2 separate regions of the Homo sapiens genome follow, and region 1 is linked to region 2. A link is a loop called in an ENCODE intact Hi-C map of the cell type or tissue named here. Cell type or tissue: CD14-positive monocyte. All regions are shown on one strand. Each heading gives the region's core, and the rest is flanking DNA. Links, peaks and the distances in the headings are about the cores only.

Region 1 (12,295 bases), core at 321-8,320, 96 kb before region 2:
TTATACAAGAAATCCTCTGTATATTTCTTATCTCTAATTTTCTCTGCCTGTCATCTTCATTATTTTATATATCTCTGCTTTCAGATTCACATAGTACAAAATGGTCCCTGCCAAGATGTTCTCAATTCATCTCTCCTTTGCCCTAGGGCTTCTTTTCCTAGACCAGTCAGTTGCTTACTGTACACCACTAAAGTGTTGCCAGGGGATGAGTTCACATTACAGTACATGAACATAGTTACTCCTGATGTGAGCTTATGGAGGGGATGAGGGAGTGGTGCAGGTGATACACAAAGGATCTGCTGGTCTGCACATCAGACTCAATATTCTCTACTACAAGGAGACAGGATATAAGCCCAGTCCATCTGCTTCGTTCTTTGACAGTACATTTCATTCAAAATAAGTACAAGTGCAAAAATCTGTGGTAGTAAATCTACTGCACTTTTCTTATGTCTGACACTAATAACCCAAGAAAAACTATAATAAAATATTTCTGATTTTGAAATTAGCCTGCCACTGTTTGCATGGAAATTTACTACTGGTAAGCCCTTGTTTCTCTATCCCCTTACTCAGCTTTCTTCATTTGTATCTTCATAGCAAGAATCACCACCTAATACTGCATATCTGTATATTATGTGATTATTTTTTCTTTCCTGCTAGAATTAAAACTCATAAAGGTAGGGACATTTTTACCTTGCTGACTATTTTATCTGGAATAGTACATAGCACTTAGTAGGAGCTAAATAATTATTTGACAAATGAATGGATACATTAATTGATGAATTTTATGTCCAAATCTAGGCTGCTTTTGTTTACATAAACCTCTGTTTTCCACTAGTCACATTCTCTGCCTGCTACATGGAGAGAACCATTATTCAGGATTTCAGTTCTGCTCTAAACACTTGGATCCTTTCGCAATCAGGGATCTTCAATTTCTCCACTTGGTGTTTTGCTCAACAAATGAAAGTGCCTTTGAATATTCACATTTGGTCCTCCAAAACCACATCAGCTTTTAGAACAATGTTTCTAGACAATTTATTAGTAACCCTTCAAAGGTGTGCTCCCCAATTTTTATGAATGTGTAATTATATTTAAACTGAAATGACATAATGTTTCTGTGTCAAATATTGTAGAGAAAGTTGACCATCTTTGCATACGCTATTTGCCATTTGAGTTCTTCTGTGAATTGCCGGTTCACCTACTTTCCAACATTGCTATTAGGTTATTTAACTCTTTCTTATTGATTTGAGTAGTACTTTATTTCTTCCCTTGTTTAATATATGTATTTAAAGTATCTAAATATATTTCATGACTATGTTGTCCAACTTTTGTAATACATATCAACAAATATCTACCTGTTATATCCATTTTTAAGAAATACATAAAATGTAATAACTTGTACTTTTCTCACCCTTCTTTGCTTTTCTAAACAGTATTTATGTATTTCAACTTTTTAAAGTTTAAATATAATATACTTAAGTGTAGGTTGTTTTTGTTTTTTTAATCCTGCTTGGTATTCTCCGAGATTTGTAATCGGTGATTCGTTGTCTGTCATTAATTTTGGCAAGTTCTCACCTGGCTTCTACAACATCAGACTCTTGCGGCTTCCTCAGCACCCAGCTTTTGCAGTGTAGAGCAGCCAGCAACACCCAGCAGCTTCGTCAGGCATGCACACCCCCTTTAGCAGTTTTACAGCAGAGAGTGACCACCACCACCCCACTTCCATGAACCTTACAGGAACAGCTTTCCCAACACCCTAGAGGAAGGATTTCTGACAAGTCCCAGAGGGTGGATTACAGCAAACTACCGCTGGAGCAGCAGTTCAACAACTACCTCTCTGCCATTCAGTGAGCCATGGAAGTGCCTCCCTAACAAGGTCTGACCTCACCCTTGGAAAGAAAACTGGAGAAGGCTCCTTCTTGGGTGCTCTATCTTAACCTAGGTGATGGGTTAATATCGAGTGTCAACTTGATTGAATTGAAAGATGCAAAGTATTGTTCCTGGGTGTGTCTGTGAGGGTGTTGCCAAAGGAGATTAACATTTGAGTCAGTGGACTGGGAGAGGCAAGACCCACCCTCAATCTGGGTGGGCACCATCTAATCAGCTGCCAGCACCACTAGGATAAAAGCAGGCAGAGGACCGTAGAAGGACTAGACTAGCGGTCTTCCACCCTTCATTTTTCTCCCTTGCCAGGGGCTCTGAGACCTTCAACCACAGACTGAAGGCTGCACTGTCAGCTTCCCTACTTTTGAGGTTTTGGGACTCGGACTGGCTTCCTTGCTCCTCAGATTGCAGACGGTCTACTGTGGGACTTCACCTTGTGATCATGTGAGTCAACACGCTTTAATAAACTCCCCTTTATACATACATCTATCATATTAGTTCTATCCCTCTAGATAACCCTGACTAATACACTAGGGAAGTAGCCATTTCGTATTATATTATATTATGCACTATTATATCTGCCACTGCTATATTATTTAGAGTTCTCTTTACTTCTTTCTAGCCAATCTCTTATTACTCAGATCTCTTGTTAAGATTCGTATTTCTTTATATTGATCTTTCTCATTTTACATTACTGTGTGATTTCCTCTCTCTCCTGACTAGACCCATACTTATAAACCCATAAAATTTCATTCAGGCACGAATCTAGAATAAAAATTATTCTCAGACATGCAAAGATTAGAAAAATTTGCTTCCAGAATATCCTTTTTTGGATATTAACAGACGGTGTGTCGTAGCAAAATTAGGTAGTCAAAGCAAGTAAGAGGAAGATATCAGATACCTGAAACATTATCTTCTACCAAAGAAAACAATGAAGAGAATCCCAAGATGACATCTGCTCAGCAGTCCTGGAAATCATTTCTTTTAGATTGAAACTAGAGAACTAAGGGCACCAGGAAGTGGATAAACATGATAAGTATGATCCCATAAATTTTACAGTATTGTTGAGATATTCAAAACATCTGAGGATATGATTAAAAAGTAGACTACATATATGAGGGAAAAGAAATTGCAAATAGAATCTTCATAAAAATTAAAAGATGCCCAACAAAGGAAATATATTCTCAATAATGAGCACATACGTGTTTAAAAAATACCTGGTTACAAACAAACCATAAATACTATCGGGTTTGAAAATATTAAAGATAAATTATAAATGCCAGAAGTTGGGATATGAAATAAAGAAAAAAGTAGAGCAGGAAAGAATAGGGTTAGCAGTAGCTTCATCTACAAGGAGAAAACTCAAGAGATCTTGAATATAACTGACAGAATAATAGAGTACTGTGTTTAAAAATACAGGGATTGGCCGGGCGCGGTGGCTCACGCCTGTAATCCCAGCACTTTGGGAGGCCAAGGCGGGCGGATCACGAGGTCAGGAGATCGAGACCATCCTGGCTAACACGGTGAAACCCCATCTCTACTGAAAATACAAAAAAAAAAATTAGCCGGGCATGGTGGCGGGCGCCTGTAGTCCCAGCTACTCAGGAGGCTGAGGCAGGAGAATGGCGTGAACCCGGGAGGCGGAGCTTGCAGTGAGCCAGTCGCGCCACTGCACTCCAGCCTGGGGGACAGAGCGAGACTCTGTCTCAAAAATAAATAAATAAATAAATAAATAAATAAATAAATAAATAAATAAATAAATAAAAAATGCAGGGATTACCTACAGAGGAACTAAACATAGTAAGATAATAAAATCACAAGAAAGATGTCAGAGACCTAATTTTTGGTGGTTTAAATTATCTGGTTTCATAACAGGAAGTCAATGGATGTCTAAATTAATACCCCCACATACAAAAACATACGCATATTACTGTTAAAGTCATTGAACTGGGGATAATGACAGTGGAGTAAAGGAATGGCATGAAGGGCTCTTGTTTTCATTAAAATACATCTCTATTGTTTAATCTTCAAACTATATACTGATATCCCAATAAATTTAAAATAGTAATTGTAAAGTAAATATCATTCTTACTGAAATATCAAGAATGCTGCAGATGGTGGCGGAATGTTCAATGTGAAAAAGGATAGTGGCTTGCACTAGAATGACAGCAGTGAAGTTTGTTTTAAGCATGTAATTTTATAGTACCAATCTCTTACCTGTGAGAGCATGTAAAAGACTGAGCTCCTCAGTTCTCAAACAAAAGCAGACTTTAACTCCTGCTCCAGCCATGCTTCTTTGCTTCTCAAACATCCAAAACTGCATCTCAGATTGCATCATATTCTGAGCACATGGAAGGAAGAGTACGGGAAATAAGAGTGGCTGTGTTACCACCCTCAAGGAATCCTGACCCCTCAAATCCAGACCTGCCAAGGGGCAAGGAAAAAAGGGAAAGCGGCAGCTACCTTGAATTTCTAAAGTGCAATGTCCCCACCTACTGGTGAACATGACCCAGTTAACATCCCTACAGCTGTCCATGTCCTCCTAAAACAAGAACCTTGAACTTCTTCCAGTAGTATAGAATCCGTGTCCTTTAGCACAGTTCTACACCAAAAGATAAACAAAATATTAATCCAAAATTTTTACAATGCAATGAGGGTGTGGGAATGATAATTTTAAAACATGCCGCACAAGGTTAGTTTTAAAATAACGCCATCGTTAGCATTCCCATTCCCTACTATCTATCTACTCCTCACAGCTTCTGCTCAGATTGTCTTCTCTCCATTGTCTCTTCCATCTCCCTGTACAAACCTCCTCTCTTACACTGCCTTTCCTGCCAACACACTGCTTCCCCATGTGTTAAGTTGGCAGCCTTTTTTCCCTCTCATTGTTTTCTGGCTTCTGATATTTCAGATAAGAAATTTGATTCCAGTCTGGTTCTCGTCCTTTTATGTGTAAACTGTTTATTTCCTTCTTGGAAGCCAATAGATCATTTTTATTACCATTTTATTTTCTGATTGTGTAGTAAAAATTTTCATCCCTCCAGCTACAGAACTATTTGTATATTTTCATGATTCCACTTGATTCCTTTAAATTGCATGAATCTTATCTAGCCAGAGACTAAAGTCTTCCTTTCCTTCAGAAAAAAAAAATCTTCGATTTTTTATTGTATCCTATATTTTTTCTATTTTTCCGGCACACCTATTATACAGCAGTTGGAGATGGCTGTATAGATAGAACTTTCTCAACATATTTTCACAATTTTATGTGTTCCAAGGTAGTTAAAACAGGAATCTGATTTCTTTTGTACTTTCTTTCCCACCCTCCTATTTTTTTTAAGACTCAGAACCACTACTTGAACACTCTAATTGATAACTGCTTAGTTATTTCTCACCTGCCTTAAAGAGTGTTTCTTCATTATGCTCAAGAATGAGAGCAATTTAAAATGAAATCATTTTAACCTGTCTCCTCAGAGACAAGTTCTGTTGGCTTCTTTTTTTCCTATGTATTATGTGTTGGTAAAATTTTCCAGTTTCTTTGCATGTCTTGTAATTTTTGTTTAATATTGATATTTTACATAAATTCTGATTCCACAATCCCTAGGAGTAAGTGCTCTTGCTGTTTGTTGTTTGTGTTAGTGACTTGCTTGGGCTAGTTCTTCCAAGTCTGTTTCCCCCTAGTATGCAGCCTATGGTGTCTCTGCTAAGTTTGTTTAATAATTTTTGTTTTCATTATTAAGCCTGATTTCCTACAATCACCCCTGGTCATCATAGCTTAATGTCAGCCTATGATTGATGAAAGATTCTGCTTAAACAATTGAGTCAGTAAGGCTTCCACACTTTGCCATTGAACTGAGTGGGATGTGGGAAATGCTTTCAAAGTTCCGGGACTTTACAGGTATGTCCCAATTTTTACTTTCTGCCTTCACATGTCCTTATATTCAGCCAGGTCTCTCCTGAGCAGGCTTAACCAAGCTGATGCAGACAGCTTTCCACACCACTGGGGATAAATGAGATTTTAGCAAGGCTATTTTTGACTATCTCATTCTCTGGATCTCCCTGGTAAAATTCCTGACTGGCCTGCCATCATGACTTCAAGCTAGTTGAGATGTTAGCCTTCCATAATTATTTGCCCTGAGGTCTATGCTGTTTTCTACAAAATGCCAAGACGTTATTTTGAGGGTGTGTGTGTGTGTGTGTGTGTGTGTGTGCATGCATGTGCGTGAGCTCTTTTCCAAAAAATGTGTGTGAGCTCCCTCTGGCAGGTTAAGAAGAGCTGTCTAATCCCATGGCCTGTCCTCCCACACAGGTAGAAATTCTGCACCATAAGTTGAGGTGAAGGAAGTTGGTGAAAGCATACTCTGGCCAAAATAATACTGATTTTGCTGTTTTTATTAGGATTCAGTTTAGATTCTCTTAACTAAATGCTTCTCAATGTTCGTATCCTTTGGTCAATTTCCAGAGTCTTTAAATGATTGTTTTTGGCAACGTTGTCCAATGTTCTCACTGCTTTTTAGATTCGTTGAAATGTTTTGATGTCAATATATGTGGTATATTTTTATGTATTTTCTACGTGAATTTGAAAATAAGCTGTATATAGCATTTGGTACATACACACTTAGGATTATATGTCTTTTTGATGTATTGACTCTTTTTCATTATGAAAAATTTATCTCCAGTAATATTCCTTATTTGTAAAGTTTTCTTTGTCTGATATTAATGTAGCCACTCCAGCTTTCTTGCCCAGTGTATATTTTTTCATCCTTATATTTTTAACCTGTGTCTTCATACTTAAAATGCATTTCTTATGGACAGTGTATGGTCAAAAGTCTTGCTTATTTATCCAGTTTAGAAATATGCATTTAATGTAATTACTGAAGTACTGGATTTAAGTCTACCCCCTTGCTGCTTTTTGTTTTTGGTCCATCTGTTCTTTTTCTCTTATTCCTCTTTACTTGCCTTTCTTAGTATATTTTTCTCCCTCCTAATGGTAACTGAGTAGAAAGATGTCAGAACTTAGGTCTTTAAGATTTGTGGAACTTTAAAACAATTTTTATTTTATTTTATTTGAGGCAGAGTCTTGCTCTGTTGCCCAAACTGGAGTGCAGTGGCGCACTATTTGTAGAACTTGAGTGGAAAATCCTAAATAAGAATACCACAGAGGAGAGCCCAAAATTCTGCATTTGAAAGAAATTTGCATGCAGAATAGGGGCCCCTCTTTGAGTTTTCATGTTTTTTGGGGATTTTTCTCCTCAATAGCAACTAATTCTTTCGGCACCAAACTCCAACCTCCGTCTTCTCTTCCTGGTAAGACTGCATCTTTCTGCTTGAGCTTTGTTCTACCATCTACTGCTTTAGACTGAAAAGCACTCTCAGGGGAAACTCACAGTAAACGTTGAACTCACCTAGTTACTTTCCTTTTCTCAATATTTATCTCCTGATGTATTCTGCATGCTTCAAAAGATCTCCAATGATTGCAAATTTTTAAGTCATTTTTATAGATTTCATAATTTTTGTTTCTAGAAAGGCTAGACGTAGACATATGGTTTTTAATATAAGTAAGTAGCTATAGAAATAAATGTATAGATGTTTATGTGTATGTCCACAAATAGGATCTTAGACTTTTGACATTCCCATAGCAATGAGCACACTTAACACACAGATCTTGATCTAGCTTTTTAACCAGACTCTTCTAAAAGAACCCAGAGCTATGACAGATTCTAGAGCTTGAGAAAAAAAATAAAAGATGATCATAGAAAGTAAGGATATTTAAGAATGGTGGATACGGCCAGGCGCGGTGGCTCATGCCTGTAATCCCAGCACTTTGGGAGGCCGAGGCAGGCGGATCACGAGGTCAGGAGATCGACAACATCCTGGCTAACACGGTGAAACCCCGCCTCTACTAAAAAATACAAAAAAAAAAATTGCCGGGCGTGGTAGCGGGCGCCTGTAGTCCCAGCTACTTGGGAGGCTGAGGCAGGACAATGGGGTGAACCCTGAAGGCGGAGCTTGCCGTGAGCCGAGATCGCGCCACTGCACTCCAGCCTGGGCGACAGAAGCGAGATTCCGTCTCAAAAAAAAAAAAAAAAAAAAAAAAAAAAAGAATGATGGATATGTGTCAGGTGTCAGAGATAAGAATATGTTCAAAGAATGGTAGATACATGCTCTTTACACAGATAGGCAAAAAATAACCAGAAGAAAGAATGCATACCACAAATACCTAAATCACAATAAATTCAGTATGATCATATTAATAACAAAAAAAATCTTCATTAAAAATATGTTTTACCAGGAATAAAAATAAAACTTGAGTCATAATGATGGAAAAACCATAAGAAGAACATAACTTTTCTAAATATGTATGCATCTAATAATATGACTTAAAAATAAATGATACAAAAATTGACAGAAATGAAAATATAGATAAATTTGCAATCGTAATTAGAGATTTTTAAATGCTTCTCTCAATAATTGGTAAAAGAAATGAACAAAAAAATCAGGAAAATATATTAAACAGTGGAATAGCACTAATAATTAAATCAACCTAACTGACACTTATAAGACATTAGACTAGAATATGCAATGGCAAAATACATATTATTTCAGGTGTACATGAAATATCCATCAAGATGAACAACATACTGGATCATAAATTTAGTCTCAAGAAATTCAACAGTATGCAAACTGGGTAGGGTATGTTCTCTGACCAAAAAAGATAAAAATAAAAATACCTCAACTAAATTAGAAAGCAGCACCAAACTGATAACCTGGAAATCCCCTAAATATACAGAAATTAATCAACATACTACCAAATAAGCCATAGGTCTAAGAGGAAATTACAAAGAAAATTAGAGAATATTTTAAGTGAATGATCATGAAGTTCATTATATCAAAATGTATGAGATAAAGCTGAAAGAGTGCTTGAAGGGAAATTAGTTTCTTTAAATGTATACATCAGAACTGAAGAGAAGTTTAAAATCAATGGTGTGAGCTTCTACCTTAAGAAGGTAGAAAAAGGAAAGCAAACTAAATCTAAAGAAGATAGAAGGTAGAAAGAAGGAATTAAAAAGCAAAGATGTGGAACCAACCCAAATGCCCATCAGTGATAGACTGGATAAAGAAAATGTGGCACATATTCACCATGGAATACTATGCAGCCATAAAAAAGAATGAGTTCATGTCCTTTGCAGGGACATGGACGAAGCTGGAAACCATCATCCTCAGCAAACTAACACAGGAACAGAAAATCAAACACCGCATGTTCTCACTCATAAGTGGGAGTTGAACAATGAGAGTACATATCCAAGTCTCACATGTCTCAACAATGAGAACACACAAGGAGGGGAACATCACAAACCGGGGCCAGTTGGGGAGTGGAGGGAAAGAGAAGGGTGAGCATTGGACAAATACCTAATGCATGCAGGTCTTAAAACCCAGATGATGGATTGACAGGTGCAGCAAACCACCATAGCGCATGTATACCTATGTAACAAACCTGCATGTTGAGCACATGTATCCCAGAACTTAAAGTAAAATAAATAAAAAAAAGAAATGATTAAATGTGGCAAAGACAAATAAAAGAAAGAAGGAATTAATAAAAATGAAACCAGACAACAATGAAACAGAAAACCAGCAAACAGAAAAATTAACAAAGCTGGGCTGGGTGTGGTGGCTCACACCTGTAATCCCAGCACTTTGGGAGGATGAAGAGGGACGATCATTTGAAGCAATTCTCCTGCTTCAGCCTTCCCAAGTAGCTGGGATTATAGGCATGCGCCACCATGCCCGGCTAATTTTGTATTTTTAGTAGAGACGGGGTTTCTCCATGTTGGTCAGGCTGGTCTCGAACTCCCGACCTCAGGTGATCTGCCCACCTTGGCCTCCCAAAGTGCTGGGATTACAGGGATGAGCCACCATGCCGGGCCTAAAATGAAATTTTAATTGGCAAGAAGGCAGATGGTGAGAATTGTTGATCCAATAATAACATGAAGTCCATGAAAGCCTGTGGCTACAAAGAATGTTGAGCCATAGATTCCATCAGAGATAATAAAGCGGCCTCGAAATATTCTGAGACTTGTAGAAGAATGAAATAGACTCCTAAGAGGATCGTGGTAAGTACTGCTTGAATTATTTGTTTTTGGTTACCTTCTATTAGGCTGTGATGGGCTCAAGTAATTGAAACTCCTGATGCAAGTAATACAGACGTATTTAGGAGAGATACTTCTAAAGGGTTCAGGGGAAGAATACCTGTTGGGGGTCAATGTCCTCCTAATTCTGGGGTCGGTGCTAAACTGGAGTGATAGAATGCCCAGAAAAAAACCAGTGAAGAAGAATACTTCTGAGGTAATAAATAGGAGCATCCCGTATCGGAGGTCTTTTAGGACAATTGTTGTGTGGTGGCCTTGGAATATACTTTCTCGGACAATATCACGTCATCACTGATGTATAGTCAGTGTGTTGGTTAGTAGGCCTAAAGTTAAAAGAGTGGTAGAATTAAAGTGAAATCATATGGCCAGGCCAGATGTTATTAGGAGAGCCGAGAGAGCTCCTGTTAGTGGTCAAGGGCTAGGTACAGCTATATGGTAGGCAAGTGTTTGGTGGGTCATTATGTATTATCATGCAAATAAAGACTTACTAATAGTGTGAAGACATAAGCTTGAATAAGAGCAACAGCAAACTCGAGAATAGTTAGTAGAATTAGAATAATAAGAGATACTGAAGTTGCGGAGACACTAATAATTGATAATATTAGCACTGCACTGCGACTGTGGTCGGCGATTATCCCACTTCCAGGGCCAATCAGGCTAACAAATTATTTCAAACCTATTACAACTCCCTACAATGCTTCAAGCCCCAAGGCCCCGGCATTGGAGGGCCTATAACTAAACACACCCCCCTTTTACAATAAGCCTCACTTTGCTTTTCAGCTTCTGAAGGAAATTTCCCTGTAGGATCCTTCACACCTAACCAATGCAACTGCACTATCATTATTAAACACCCCTCTAACCATCAGACTAACCAAGCTGATTACCAAGTTATCACCTGAAGCAAATGGAACGTTTCTGCATCTGGCTTGTTTTACAGCCTATCCCTTAACCAATGCCTCTGAACTAACTTGTGCTGTCCCTGGTTCCTACCTTTTTCCATGGCTCAATATCAATGATGCAACATCCGATCACATTAAACGTGTAAAAAACAACTCTTGCTATATCTCTACTATAGTGGATGTCTCCCTGGCCTCCTCCTTGTCCATCTGGAGTAAGGAACTGCAGGAAAGAAACAACATCCAATCTTTAACACACTTATTCTCTTTCCATATCTCTGCCTGTATTTACGATGAAGGCTTGTTCTTTTTGTGTGGCACCAACACATATCTTTGTCTCCCCACCAACCGGACCGGAACCTGTTCTCTAGTTTATCTTTCTCCTTCCATTGGACTAGCTCCTCCTAATCAACCTTTGTCTATCCCATCCATCCAATATGTTAGGAAAAGGAGAGCCATCCACATCATTCCTTAATGGCTGCCTTGGGTATAACCTCTGGACTTAGAGAGGGAGCAGGTGGATTAGCCACATACTTTAAGGTTCTTTCAACAGAACTACAGGGATCTCTAGAAGATATAGCCTGAAGCCTTGTAAGAGTCCAAGACCAACTAGACTCCTTAGCTGGTGCAGTCCTCCAGAACAGACAGAGACTAGATCTTATAATGGTTGAAAGAGAGGGCATCTGCCTCTAACTGGGTGAGGAAAGTTGTTTCTATCTCAACCAGTCGGGCGTAGTAAGAGATGCTGCCGAAAAACTTAAAGAAAGGGCTGAAAAGCTAAGGGAATACCAACACAACCAAATAGATTCTTAGTTTGGGAACAAAATCATAGCATGAGTCACCCCATTCCTGGGCCCTCTCCTAATGATATGCCTAGGACTAACTTTCTTACCCTGCCTAATTAATCTTTTCCAAAGATTTTTAACCAACAGGATCATGGCCATTTCACAGACAACTACCCAAAAACATCTACAGACGGCATTACTCCTACAGTCAATCTGAGACCAGAAAACTCTCCACACCCCCCTCAGCAGGAATTAGCCAGAAAGAACACACCATCCTCATCCTTTTATAACTATAGGATCTGGATTGACAGAGCAGGAGCATCGCCATTTTGGACATGCACCACCATTTTAAAGTTCCCCTTGATCAAAAGCCACCTAAATCCAACCCAAAGGGCATCAGCCTAATGGCTAATGGCAGCATGACCTTAAACCACAAATGATACCTCTGCCCAGAAACATTCCAACCCTGAGATAAACCCCTCTCCAACCAGAGACATACCAGCCCCAAGATAACCTCCCCTCTGACCGGAGAGATGCCAACCCCAAGATAACCTCCCCTCCAACCAGAGACATTCCAACCCCACAATAA
Region 2 (13,512 bases), core at 2,140-10,139:
TAGTAGACATGACAAACAGTTGTCTTTTGTTTTCCTATCATGTTAAGATCTGGGAGAGCATTCCAGGCAAAAGAGAGTGCAAGGCTCTGGAGGACAGTGTGAGCTTCGTGAAAGAATAAGAAGGCCAGTGAGGCTGGAACAGAACGGGTTGGTTGGACAATTATAGGAGACAAGATTGGACAAGTACACATGTAAGACATGGTAAGGAGATTTGATTTTATCCTAATGGTAATCAGATCAAATATCTCTACCCTAACACTTCACTGTCACATTTCATAAAGATATATACAAATGTGAAATCTTCCAGTGAATTTTTTCTGCTTTTTTTTTTCTAAACAAACCTTCATATTCTCAAAACTAAGGAGATAGCACCCAAGAGCAGAACCTAAGGAGAAGCAAATAGAAAAAGAGAAATTAGGAAATAAGAAAGTTAGCAGTTTTCTTTGATAGCAAGTGGAGGAATTAAACATTCCTACACTGGGCTGGGTGTGGTGGCTCGCGCTTGTAATCCCAACACTCTGGGAGGCCAAGGTGAGAGAATCGCTTGAGCTCAGGAGTTCAAGACCAGTCTGGGCAACATAGTGAGAGCCCTATCTCTACAAAAACTTTAAAAAGAAATTAGCCGGGCCGGTGGAATGTGCCTGTCGTCCCAGCTACTAAGGAGGCTGAGGCGGGAGGACCATCTGAACCCAAGAGGTCAAGGATGTAGTGAGCTGTGTTTGTGTCACTGCACTCCAGCCTGGGTGACAGAGACCCTCTCAAAAAAAAAAATCCTACATTGGAAGAAAGGAGAAATAACTTCTATTTTTACATTACTAAAGGGGAAAACACGAAATACAAAGCTGTCACCTGGCTTCCGTCAACAGTGATCTGATGATGAACGGTGTCCCCTCAGAATATAAAGGTGTTCTTTGAACGTTCACAGGAGCGATACCTAACCCGGATCATAGAGGGTGTTTGTGTTCAGAGGACACTAAATTTGAGTCCCTGCATGCATCACACAAGTCTTCGCCCAAACTACCATTTGCAGGCTCACTTCTTAGCCCCACCCCTACTGAGAACGCAGAGCCATTTGCACGCTTCCTGTCCTTGGAAACGGAAGAAACTTCAATTACATGATGGCTTTATGCTACCTAGACCTCTTTCTTCAGTCTTTGGCATGTTCTAATCTCGGAGGCGACTTTACACAGATGGCAATAGCATTCGCAGCTTGGAGGTCTTTTACCAGTGGCTAAAACTTGATCCAACAGCCTCAGCCGGTTCCCCCTGACTCCAGCCCTCTAGATGCTTCTCAACATCACCTTCATCTCCTTTCCTTTATTCAGGACAGTCGTGCCAAGAAATGCCTAAGAGAAGGGTGACCCTGGAAATGTCTTGACTCTGGGAAGATCTTCTAACCACTCCACATGGTAATAAGCACAGTGTTGACAGGTGTGAGGACTGAAGTGGGAGATCAAAGAGGAAAAGCCACGAATGAGGGTGTGGGGGGCAGTCAAGAGAAGCTCCCAAGGGAGCATGATCTGTGTAAATGCAGATTCTCTGGGTATTGGAAGATCCTTGGGGACAAATGCCAAGAAGACACCAACTTCTTTTATCAGCATCTCTCAGAATCCATGCCCTGTGGGTAGTTATATGTGAATATCAGAATCGCCCTCCACTGCCAGGGAGACCCAAGGCTTAATCTTGTATCTAATTTGGAAACAAAAAAAAATGTATATGATGAAATTATTCTGTAGTTTTGCTTGTAGCAGCCTCAGTTATCTTAAATATTCCTCCAACACATTATTTTCTTTATTAACTGTTACTATGCCCATGGCATTCATCACTCTGACACTTTCATAATGGATTATGAGGCTTGTACTTGTACTGATTTATTTATGTATTTGTCTCTGTTTGTTTTTTAGAGATGCGGGGGGGTCTCACTGTGTTGCCTAGGCTGGTCTTGAACTCCTGACCTCTAGTTATCCTCCTGCCTGGGCCTTCCAAAGTGCTCAGATCATGGGCATGCACCCAGCCACATTTTTAACCTATATAAATAGAGATGGGGAGAAAAAACAAAAAACTCCAAAGCATTTTTCCTTCTGTCTTACACAGTTACTTCTGACATCAGGTATGTGGAGATTTTTCCCCCACACCAAGCAATTCTCCAGCAGACACCGGGTTCCTCTAAATCAATTCAATTCTGATACTATTTACCTAAAAATAGCATCAGATCCCACAGATTGAGGGATCAGTCATGCAAAACTGCCCCCTTCCCACTTCAGATGCCAGTTGCTATCACCTGTACTTCTGACCATCCAATTATAGATTGGAGGTTCCCACAAACCTTTCCTCAGGTTCAATTAATTTGCTAGAGCAGCCCAAAGAACTCAGGGAAACACTTACATACACTGGTTTATTACATAGGATAAGACAAAGGATACAGACGAACAGATTGATAAAGAAAAACAAAACACATAGGACAAAGTATGGGGGAAAGAGTGCGGAGCTTCCACACCTTCTTCAAGAGCCTATCCTCCAGGCATCTTTCCGTGTTCTGCTATCTGGAAACTCTCCAAACTCTGCCCTTTTGGGTTTTAATGGAGGCTTTGTTATGTCAGCATGGTGAGTTGATTAAACCATTGGCCATTGGCAGTCAACTCAACCTTCAGCCCCTCCCTTCTCCCCAGAGATTGTGAGTGGGCTGAAAATCCCAACCCTCTAATCCTGCCTTGGTCTTTCTGGTGACCAGCCCCAGCCACCAGTCACCTCATTAGCATGCAAAAGACACTCTTATCACTCTGGAGATTCCAAGAGTTTTAGGAGCTGAAGGGCAGGAACCAGGGTCAGAAACCAAATATATACTTCCTATTATATCACAATATCACACACACTAGCTTGGGTCAATCAGTTGCATTAATTATTTGTGTATGATGTGAAGTACTCTTTTTAGTCACAAATTTATCTCTTTCAAATTACCAGGTAGGAAGTCAAAGGGAAAATTCTTTATTTCACTTTTGGAAAACTAATGAATAAACTAAATTAGTAATTACATGCTATTTCCACTTCTGTAAAAATGATATAGACCCTATATGCCTGTTATGAATAATAGATGAGCTTTGCAATGAAGAGCTATGCATGTTACTTTTTATTAGAATGAGTATGGCTTCAATTTTTATGTGACTATCAAAAGAGAAATATGGTTCTTTTTTCTAATTTAGAGTTTATCTAATAATGGTCCATGAGCTCTTGTGACCTCTCTTTAAACTAAGGTACATCTCACTGTTTCAACTCATGCCTCTGTGTCCTGCTCAGTGATTCACCATCTCCCTATACAAGAGATCCCCGACCTAGCAAGCTCATCTACAAACAAATATTCTTATTCTTGGAACAGAGTTGCCAAAAGCAGAGGCACACAGAAAAAAAAGTCTGTGTTTGAGAGCTCAGGAGAGAGAGGAGCCAAAAGAAACATCTACCAGCAGCTAAATGATTTGGTTCCTGAAGGGATTCGCTTCCATGAATAAGAATACGAGTAGGTACTCTCATTGGTACTTCTTCCTTATCTGTAGGTACCTGAGATGACTGTGTCCTCTAAAGCTTCTGTGATGCTAGATGCACCCAACATCATTTTCTATAATTGAGGATCGTAGCTTTCCCCTGTGATCCTCTGGCTCTATTGTGGGAAGATAGTCAAAAAATCATCTTTTAAAGTAGGAAATAAACTTCTTTTTATAGAATCAGCTCCCCTTCCTCTGCGCTTGTGGTTTCCATTACTATAAAAGAGAGCACTGAAGTCCAAAGAAAGTACTGTGTATTTCCCTTTTGGGGCCCTGATGTTCTGCCCATGGCATTCATGCCCCCAAAATTGTTTCATGCCACCATGAAATTGCCTCCACGTGGTGCCCATCTTTTTCCCTTCACTCATATTCTCAACATTTCCAGAACCAGAGAGAGAGAGACAGAGAAACAGAGAAGTTCTGACCTCAACACCACCTTTTCCTACAGAATATGTGGCACCCGTATTTTGTCAGAGAAGACAAATGCGTTGTTCCTCAGATTGGTAGGATTCATGGGCATTTCATCCTCATAATATGAGGTTGTATGCAGACAGTGCCTCCTGGTATCAAGAAGCCATGTGAGTTACACCACAGAGGAGAGGAAGTTAGGGGTTTCAAATATTTCAAAGAATAAGGAAGCTAAGTCATACTCAGAAGTTAACAAGAACTTTGGGGAGAGAGGAAGTCAAAATACAGAAATGCATTCAAAAAAAAGTTTAGGATGTAGAGGAGGATGGGATCACCATGAGACAGCCGTCCAATGCCCATGATAGTTCCTGTTACAGTAAGCCACATCTTCAGATAGAGAGAGAAAAGGCCACATGTATACTTACCTTGTATGAATGAGCACTGTTGTTTGATGAATTCCATCTCTTCCCCTCTTTTCAGTCCCTTCATCCTCATTGTAATAACAAGACTGCTGGTGATGTGGCCATGCAGAGCTCTTGTCCCTCATGTTCTTTCCACCTCGATCTTTCACTTTTCTCTATTTCTGCTTCTCCTGGTCCTACCTGGGCTCTCCCCAAGGGCTGCTCCTCACCGGGCAGCTAGTTACACGGCCACCACCACCCTGCCATCTACACAGAGGCCCTCCATCTCTCTGTGACCATTTTGATGAGATCTCTTTTTTTCATGGCATCCATCTTGGCAGTAGCAAGTTCATAGCCCAGAGTAAGAGGATTACCTGTTGGGATGCACAAAGGAATTTAAACCCCATTGAAATTTGTGACCCAAATCATTGTTTATGCTTAACAGAAATAGCAGCAATAAGATCGATTGAGGAATTATCTCACGTACTAAAACAGAAGACCTATCATTTTGTGGGAGGTAGTAGCCATGAATCCAAATCAAGCCTAGTAGTAGTACATTCCCCAGCGTGCTCAGAATATGCATAGAGAGTTTAAATCAAGGCGTAAGAGTTTCCAACCCTTCTATCTGTATGGCCAAGCCCCATTCATGTTAGTGCTGGAAGCATTCTTCCTGTATCTCATTGGTTTCTCGGGTACTTTTTCTCAATGTCTCCATTTAAAAACGTTTATATAGAGTTCTGGTTTCTGCTTGGGGATGCAGAGAACTGGAAACAATGATGCTTCCTTGCAACATGAAAGAAATCACACAAATTGCAAGGTCGCAATTTTTTTCAACCCATCACAGAGCTGGGATTGAGCTTCCAACTAGCTTGAAATCTAGGAAAGTTGTTGCCTGAGTGCTTGCTTACCTAAGGCAGGTACAGCTGGGCACTGGTAAGAAGAATTTAGCTGGAATCATTTAAAAATTGACTGAGGTCAAATGTGGGCTGGAAAGAGTACAGAGCCCCAGGGGCTCACGAGTATAGGGCGGTTCACACCTTCTTGCAAGCTTCGTATCCGGGAATGCCAGTGGGTGTTCACAAATAAAAAATGGGAGAGTCCTGAGAAGGCATTCCGCATGCTTTTCAAGGAAAAGAATAAATAGAAGTTAAAGGCTTTATACATCGATGTGCATCAAATGAGTTAATTAACAGAATATAAGGGAAGCAAAGACTTTACTATCTCATGTTGAGAGCAGACTACATACTCAAACCCTATTTCGTCTGTTTTTTGTTTGTTTGTTTGTTTGTTTGTTTGTTTTGAGATGGAGTCTTGCTTTGTCGCCCAGGCTGCAGTGCAGTGGTGCGATCTCCTCTCACTGCAACCTCCGCCTCCCCATTAGCAGGGATTACAGTCGCACACCACCACACCCGGCTAATTTTTTTTTTGTATTTTTAGTAGAGAAGGAGTTTCACCATGTTGGCCAGGCTGGTCTCGAACTCCTGACCTCATGTGATCTGCCTGCCTCGGCTTCCCAAAGTGCTGGAATACACGTGTGGGCCACTGCGCCCAGCCTCCTCCGTTAATCTATTATCATTCTTCTCTAATATTCTCAAACTTACTTAATTCATTAACGTGATATATGTTGACATCTCATTAAATATGTCTCTATTTATGACATACTCAACAACATGTGTGTAGTGTTATAAAATTTTAATTTATTTTATAAATATTTAACACTAACTGAGTGCCAGGCATTCTTCTATGCACTTAAATAGCAGACAGGCATGGTGGCCGACACCTGTAACCCCAGCACTTTAGGAGGCCGAGGCAGGAAGATCACTTGAGCCCAGAAGTTCAAGACCCTGTGGTTTCAGAGGCTGAGGTGGGAAGACCACTGGAGCCCAGGAGGTCAAGACTGCAGCGAGCCATTATTGCACCACTGCACTCCAGCCTGTGGGACAGAGGGAGTGAGACCCTGTCTCAGATGAAAGAAAGACAGAGAGAGAGAGAGGCATAGAGATGCATATGCACACAACGATTACATCGTAGGGCTGTTTAAATTACTCATTCTGGCTGGGGGTCTGTGCTCTAAACCACTATTGGTACGCTATTTCTGTGTGGCTGGTCTGGAAAGCTTCACACCACCCCCCTCTCCCTTCCCTGAATTTCCATATTCCCCCCAACCCTCATTATCCCTTTCAGAGTCTCGCAGGTTGAGGTGATGTGAGAGAGGAAGCAGAAGCGAAGGTTACGCGAGGAAAGCCCCTCGTTAAACTTGGGATTTTCACGGGGACTCAGTCCAGAGGAAGTTGAGAAAACCAACTTAAATTACGGTCTCGATCGCCATCTGGCGGTGGAAGTCCACATTACATCCGCGGAGCAATGGCTGGGAACGTTGCATAATAGAGCGGGGCTCAAATTCCAAATTAAGTTTCTGAATTTTTTCCATCTGGAATTTTATTTGATGATTAGTCTAGCATCGTAATGGTGTCCTTCGTGTTGACGTGAAAACCCAGTCTTCCTTCAGTTCATTTCCCGTTTATTAGGGATGCAAAACTCCAGCCACAGGTGACCTACGACTCTGACTCCTTCCCCACCTACTTTACCCTCCCCTCCCCCAGTACATTCTGGGGCTAAACCCTAAGAGGTACCCATGCATCGCTGGGCCGATGATGAAAATGAAGAAGTCTTCTGATGAAGCGAGACCCCGGAAGTGCAGCTTCAGGCAAAATCCTGAGCGAATTCTTTGCTGCCAGGACAGTCCATAGGCTCTTACTCTTAGAAATTACGTAAGCATGAGCAGTCAACGCTGAAAAGCAGAGAATGTGGTTTTCTGGCGGACTCCAGAGGGAGACCAGGAAATCCTCTCACTTACAATCCATCAAGAGTAGTTCCTCCAAATTGAGTACAAAGTCTCTAAAGGCCAGCAGAGACAAGTAAGGACTTGTAGTGAGCTGCAGCTCACCACCCGGATCAGAACATAAAAGACAGGAGACCTCACGGCCTGGAGACCCACTAGAGCAAAATCTGCCATCCCAGGCAGGGAGGAGAATCAGGCGGAGGCCTGACATGGTGAGGCCTTGCTCCAAGTGGAGAAGGTGCATAAACTTAACAACTTTGTTATTGCCCTGAGGATGTGATGTGGCAAAGGGGACAAGGATTGGATAGATTGTCTTACTGATGGAAGTTGGTAACAAACAAGGCAAATCAAAAAAGAAGCCATGAGATCCAGGGAACTGCTGTACAGGGGACATGGCTGCATAATATTAGTATAGTAACTCATTATGCACTTGTGTGGCAGACAGTGGCTGAATTCTGGAGACGGAAAATATTAATAAGACACGGAGTCCTGCTTACCACCCAGGAGACATATTAGCAAACAAAGGGGCACAGCAGAAATGTGTGTAAAATTAGGACATTGAAGTCACAAACAATTAGGAAAATTTTCTAGTGGAAATGACATTCAAGCTGATCGAGGGTATATGGAGAATGGCTTCCAAGTCTAACAAAGCATGAGCGGCTTGGACACTTGGACAGGCTTCGAGGGAAGTGAAAGTCTTTCGGAATTGGTAAAATGGGTGGGTGACAGATGAAGCAGAGGGCTAGGGATGGATGCCTCACACACCAGGCTAAGGACTTGGGTCTTTGATCTGCAGTCAGTAGGACCAGTATGCAGACTGATAGTAAGGGAAGGGTCATGGGCAGCTTCACGTTTTAGAAAGACTACTCTGATGGGAAGAGTGGGTTAGAGGAGCATAAAATTGAAAGCAGAGAAAGCAGCGTGGGTAACTGTTAGAGTAACACAGACCAGACATGATGGGGCTCGAATTAAAGTAGGATCAGGGATCTAGAGAGAGGGTCAGAGACATGTGAGGGAGCAGATGCAACATGATGTGTCGTCATCCATTGTATATGGGAGAGAGGAGAAGGCGAGAGCAGAAGATGCTTGGGAGACCAAGTGGTTAGTAATTCCAGTCATCAAGAAAGGACAGTTTAAGAGAACATTCCATATTAGACATTTTGTATTTGTAGGGCCTGTGGGTCATCCAGATGAAACTTTACTCTGTGTGGTAGATGGAATAATGCCCCCAACTGCCACCCCTGAAAGATCTGAATCTATGAAACCTGTGAATCTGTTACCTTACATGGCAAAAGGGACTTTGCATTAGTGATTAGATTAAGGATCTTGAGATGGGGAGATTATTCTGGATTAGCCAAGTGGTCCTGATATAATTACATGGGTCCTTCTAAGTGAAAGAAAGAGGCAAGAGAATAGAAGGAGATGTGATATTAGAAGCAAAAATCAGAGGAAAGTGATTGCTGGAAGGGGGCTACAAGCCGAGGAATGCAGCTGGTCGCTGCAAGCTGGAAGAGGCAAAAAACAGATTATCCGCTAAAGCCTTCAGAAGGGGAACACAGACAAGCTAACACCTTGATTAGCCCTGTACAAGTGTTAAAAGAAAAACTTTGAACAAATGAAATTTATTTTGATTTATTTGAGCAAAGCACAATTCATGAATTGGGCAGCATCCAGGACCAGAAGAGGTACAGAGAGCTCCACTGAGCAATAGGGGCAGGCAATATTTATAGAGAGAAAAAGGAAGTGGTATACAGAAGCAGCTTGTTTACAGCTCAGTATTTGCCTTATTTGATCATGGTCTGATCAGTTGGCAACCTGTGATTGCCTGAAGCTTGGCTGCTGTGTTTGCCTGAGACTCAGCTATTTATTACAAGAATATGCTCTTAAGTTAGGGTACAATTTTCTTACACATTAAGTTAGATTTCAGTATACTACGTAGGAATTCAAAGTACAGAGGCCGCTTTAAGCCAAATTTAATTTAATTTAACAGGACCCATTTTAGGCTTATAATTTCCAGAACTGTCCAACAATAAATTTTTGTTGTTTTAAAACACTAAATTGTGGTAATTTGTTACAGCACCAATAGGAAACTAATATATCCTGTAATCACGAAGCAATATAGCTCAAACCTCAGGCTTGGGGACCATATGGATTTGAGTTCTTATCATAGCTCCATCGCTTCCTACCCATATGAACTTGCGTGTCTTAATTAACCTCCCTAAGCCTCCACTTTCTCATTTGTAAAATGGGACTATCTACTAGAATTTCTGTCTGGAAAGAGGAATGGGGAGGCAGTGTGGTCAGCTGTTTTGCATAACAAGCCCTGTAGAAATACAGATGCTCCTTGACTTCAGGTGGGTTTGTGTCCTGATAAACTGCAAGTTGAAAATGCATTCAATACCCCTAACCTATCAAACATCATAGTTTAGCCCAGCCTACCCTCAACATGCTCAGAACACTTACATTAGCGTGGCTGACTGGGAGCTGTGGCTCACTACTGCTGCTCAGCGTCAGGTGAGAGTGTTATACCACATATCACTAGCCCAGAGAAAGACTGACATTTCAAATTTGAAGTACATTTCTTCCAGAATGTGTACTGCTTTCACGCCATCACAGCTGAACAATCTTAAGTGGAACCATCATAAGTCAGGAACCATCTGTATTTGATGTTTTAAACCATGTCATGTATAACTTTTTTAAAAAAAAGATAAAATAATTTTAAATATTAAAATAGGAAAATTTTAAAAAGAAAAAAGACATTTTTTTCTTTTCTTTTTCTTTTCTTTTTTTTTTTTTTTAGGCAGAGTCTTGCTCTGTCACCCAGGCTGGAGTGCAGTGACATGATCTTGGCTCACTGCAGGCTCCACCTCCTGGGTTCACACCATTCTCCTGCCTCAGCCTCCCGTGTAGCTGGGACTACAGGCACCTACCACCATGCCCAGCTAATTTTTCATATTTTTTAGTAGAGACAGGGTTTCACTGTGTTAGCCAGGATGGTCTCGATCTCCTGACCTCGTGATCTGCTCACCTCAGCCTCCCAAAGTGCTGGGATTATAGGCGTGAGCCACATTTTTTATTTTCTAAAATGAAAATGTTGATATTTAATTTTTAATCCCCTTCAAAAAAGCAACTACTCTGTTTATGAGATTTATAGAGAATTCCATATAGTTAATACTAAATACATTCCTACATCAGAATTTGTTTAATACAAAATCAATTATTTAGGTTAAAATGTTAACACTCTTCCGCTAAATTACCACTGCAATTGTGTAACTTCAAAATGCTCAGGATATTGTCAACAGAGGAAATAGAAATTGATCTTCTAGCACAATAGTCAAACAAAATTGACTATACAAGATTTTGGATGCTTGTTACACTGTTGACTCAAAACAATTCTAAACAACTCAATGTACTTGATGGACAGAATGTACTAAGAAACCAACAAAAGCAATTCATTTCTTACTTAGCTACATAAGCTAAGTAAGAAAATCGCAAATGCTGACATCCAAGGAAGCTTTCCAAGCATAGAAATAAACTCTGATAGATTATTTCAGATCCAGGATATTTGGAAAATAAATCAGATTGCCTTTTTGGATAATTCCTAAAGAATCACACAATTATGACTTTTGAATCCTTTATTAATGGAGGTTACAGCAGCCTAAATAACTTGAAAAGTGGGGTTGGCTCTCAAATAACATGGAGGGTTTGTTTTAGAGGAAACATGTAACACGACAGGACTCCAGAAGCACGTGCTTTAAGGTATAAGGACATGTACCCCTGGTGACAGAGGATGTATAAATATTGTGAGTCCAAATATATAGGCCACTTGTTTAAGAAAAAAAGACATTAGGAGTATAAAAAGGAATCAAATGTAAGTGCAAACTCATAATAAATCTAAACTACATGAGGCATAAATCCTAAATAAGTGCTTAAGTAGCTGAAATAGTATCACTTTATGTTGGAAACCTGAAAGGGACTAAATATATGACATAGAGTCCATATTTAAAAACTTCATGTAGGCATTAAATAGAAAGGATACAGCTCATTTGACAACCAGTAGAACAGGCAGCTATTTAAAGAAGCGTAATCCAAGTTAATGATGTACATATATGAGGTATTAGAATACGTAATTCAATGGCCATTCATGATAAAATGCTCAGAAAATGCAAATAGAGAGGAACTGCCTCAATTTGATAAAGAGCATCTGCAAAAAATCTTACAGCTAACACAGCGGTGAAAGACTGAAATTTTTCCCCCAAAGATCGGGAACAAAGCAATGATGTCCACTCTCGCCATGCTTATTCAACATGGCGTTGGAAGTTCTAGATAATGTAATGGGCGAGAAAAAAAAAAGGCGTGCAGATTTCAAAGGAAGAAATAAAAATGGATCAAAGTCTAATATGTAAAACATAAAGTCACAAAACTCTCAGGAGAAAATCTTCAGGATCTAGGATTAAGCAAAAAGCTTTTAGACTTGACACCAAAGGCATAATCCATAACAGGAAAAATTAATAACGTGCAACTACTAGTGGTTTGTCCTCACCAATTTGTATTTGAGGTTTATGGGGATACTTTGACACTTAGTTTTGTTGAAAATGTTAAGATGCTGTATTAAATTATACTTTTTATTTTGATATAATTGTTGATTCACAGACACTTTTAAGAAATGTTACAGAGATATCTCATGTACATTTTACCCAGTTTCCCCCAAGGATAACATCTTGTAAACTACAGTAAATTATCACAGTCTGGATATTGACATTGATATAATTAAAATAAAGAACACTTTCATCACTATAATATCCCTCATTTTGCCCTTTTGTAGCCACAGCCACTTCCCTCCCATTTCCACTTCTTCATTAACACAGCAATTATTAATTTCCATCTCTATAGTTTTGGCATTCCAGGAGTGTTATGTAAGTGGAATCATTTAGTAGACAACATTTTGCAATTTTTTTTTTCACTCAGCATAATTCCCTGGTGATTCATCCAGGTCGTGGTGCCTGTATCCAGTTTGTTCGTTTTTATTGCTAAGTAGTATTTCCTAGTATGGATATACCACAGTTTGTTTCCAGTTTTTGTCTGAATAAAGCTGCTATGAGCATACATGTGCAGATTTTTCTCTGAACATAAGTCTTCATTTCTCTGGGATAAATGCTCAGGAGTGCAATTGCTGGGTTGTATGGTGGTTGCATGTTTTGCTTTTAAAGAAAATGCCAAACTATTTTCCAGTGTGGCTGTACTATATTACATTCCCAGCAGCCAAATGTGAGTGATCTATTTTCTCTGCATCCTCACCAGGATTTGGTATTGTGCCTACTTTTTATTTTTAGCCATCATGATAGGTATATAGTAATATCTTATTGTGGTTTTAATTTGTAATTCTCTAATGGCTAATGACATTGCACATGTTTTCATGTCCTTATTTTGTATCTATGTATCCTTTTTGGTTCCATATGCATTTTAAAATAGTTTTTACTAGTTCTGTGAAGCATCTCAATTGTAGTTTAATAGGAATAACATTGAATTATAAATTGCTTTGGGCAGTATGGCCATTTTGATGATATTGTTTCTTCCTATCCATGAGCATGCAATGTTTTTCCATTTGTTTGTGTCATTTCTGATTTCATTGAGCAGTGCTTTTTAGTTCTTCTTGTGGAGATCTTTCACCTCCCTGGTTAGCTGTATTCCTAGGTATTTTATTCTGTTTGTGGCAATTGTGAATAGGACTGCATTCCTGATTTTGCTCTAGGCTTGACTGTTGTTGGTGTATAGAAATATTAGTAATTTTTGCACATTGATTTTGTATCCTGAGACCTTGCTGAAGTTGTTTATCAACTTAAGAAGTTTTTGGGCTGAGACGATAGGGTTTTCTAGATATATGATCATGTCATCTGCAAACAGGAATACTTTGACTTCCTCTTTTCCTATTTGGCTGCTCTTTATTCTTTTCTCTTGCCTGATTGCCCTGGCAAGGACTTCCAGTACTATGTTGAATAGGAGTAATGAGAGGGGGCATTCTTGTCTTCTGCCAGTTTTCAAGGGGAATGCTTCCAGGTTTTGCCCATTCAGTATGATGTTGGCTGCGGGTTTGTCATAGATGGCTCTTACTATTTTGACGTATGTTCCTTCAATAACTAGTTTATCAAGAGTTTTTAACATGAAGGAGTGTTGAATTTTATCAGAAGACTTTTCTGCATCTATTGAGATAATCATGTGGGTTTTGTCTTTAGTTCTGTTTATGTGATGAATCACATTTACTGATTTTTATATGTTGAACAAACCTCATATCCCAGGGATAAAGCCTACTTGATCATGGTAGATT

Evidence for each region. Hi-C counts contacts between places; a loop is a spot of excess contacts. Peaks named below come from ENCODE experiments on the same cell type or tissue, not always from the same donor. Only the 100,000 strongest peaks of a DNase experiment are listed, where the experiment ranks them.
Region 1: a loop joins it to region 2, with 2.3 times the contacts of the local background. A loop is called at or near these places in 46 of 110 quality-filtered maps.

What each region holds. Positions count from the first base shown.
Region 1 is chr6:32,696,320-32,708,614 of GRCh38, forward strand. It overlaps the pseudogene MTCO3P1. Among named protein-coding and RNA genes, the nearest start is that of HLA-DQB1, 36 kb to the left of the region's middle. In CD14-positive monocyte, for the core only: CTCF peaks have their summits at 4,379 (motif pointing left) and 4,578; a DNase peak (open chromatin) is centred at 4,372; H3K27me3 peaks cover 2,048 bases.
Region 2 is chr6:32,790,510-32,804,021 of GRCh38, forward strand. No RefSeq gene overlaps it. Among named protein-coding and RNA genes, the nearest start is that of HLA-DOB, 20 kb to the right of the region's middle. RefSeq lists an enhancer at 4,170-4,314 and a cis regulatory region at 4,242. In CD14-positive monocyte, for the core only: CTCF peaks have their summits at 6,715 (motif pointing left) and 6,919; DNase peaks (open chromatin) are centred at 4,192, 6,622 and 7,082; H3K4me3 peaks cover 2,443 bases; H3K27ac peaks cover 2,076 bases.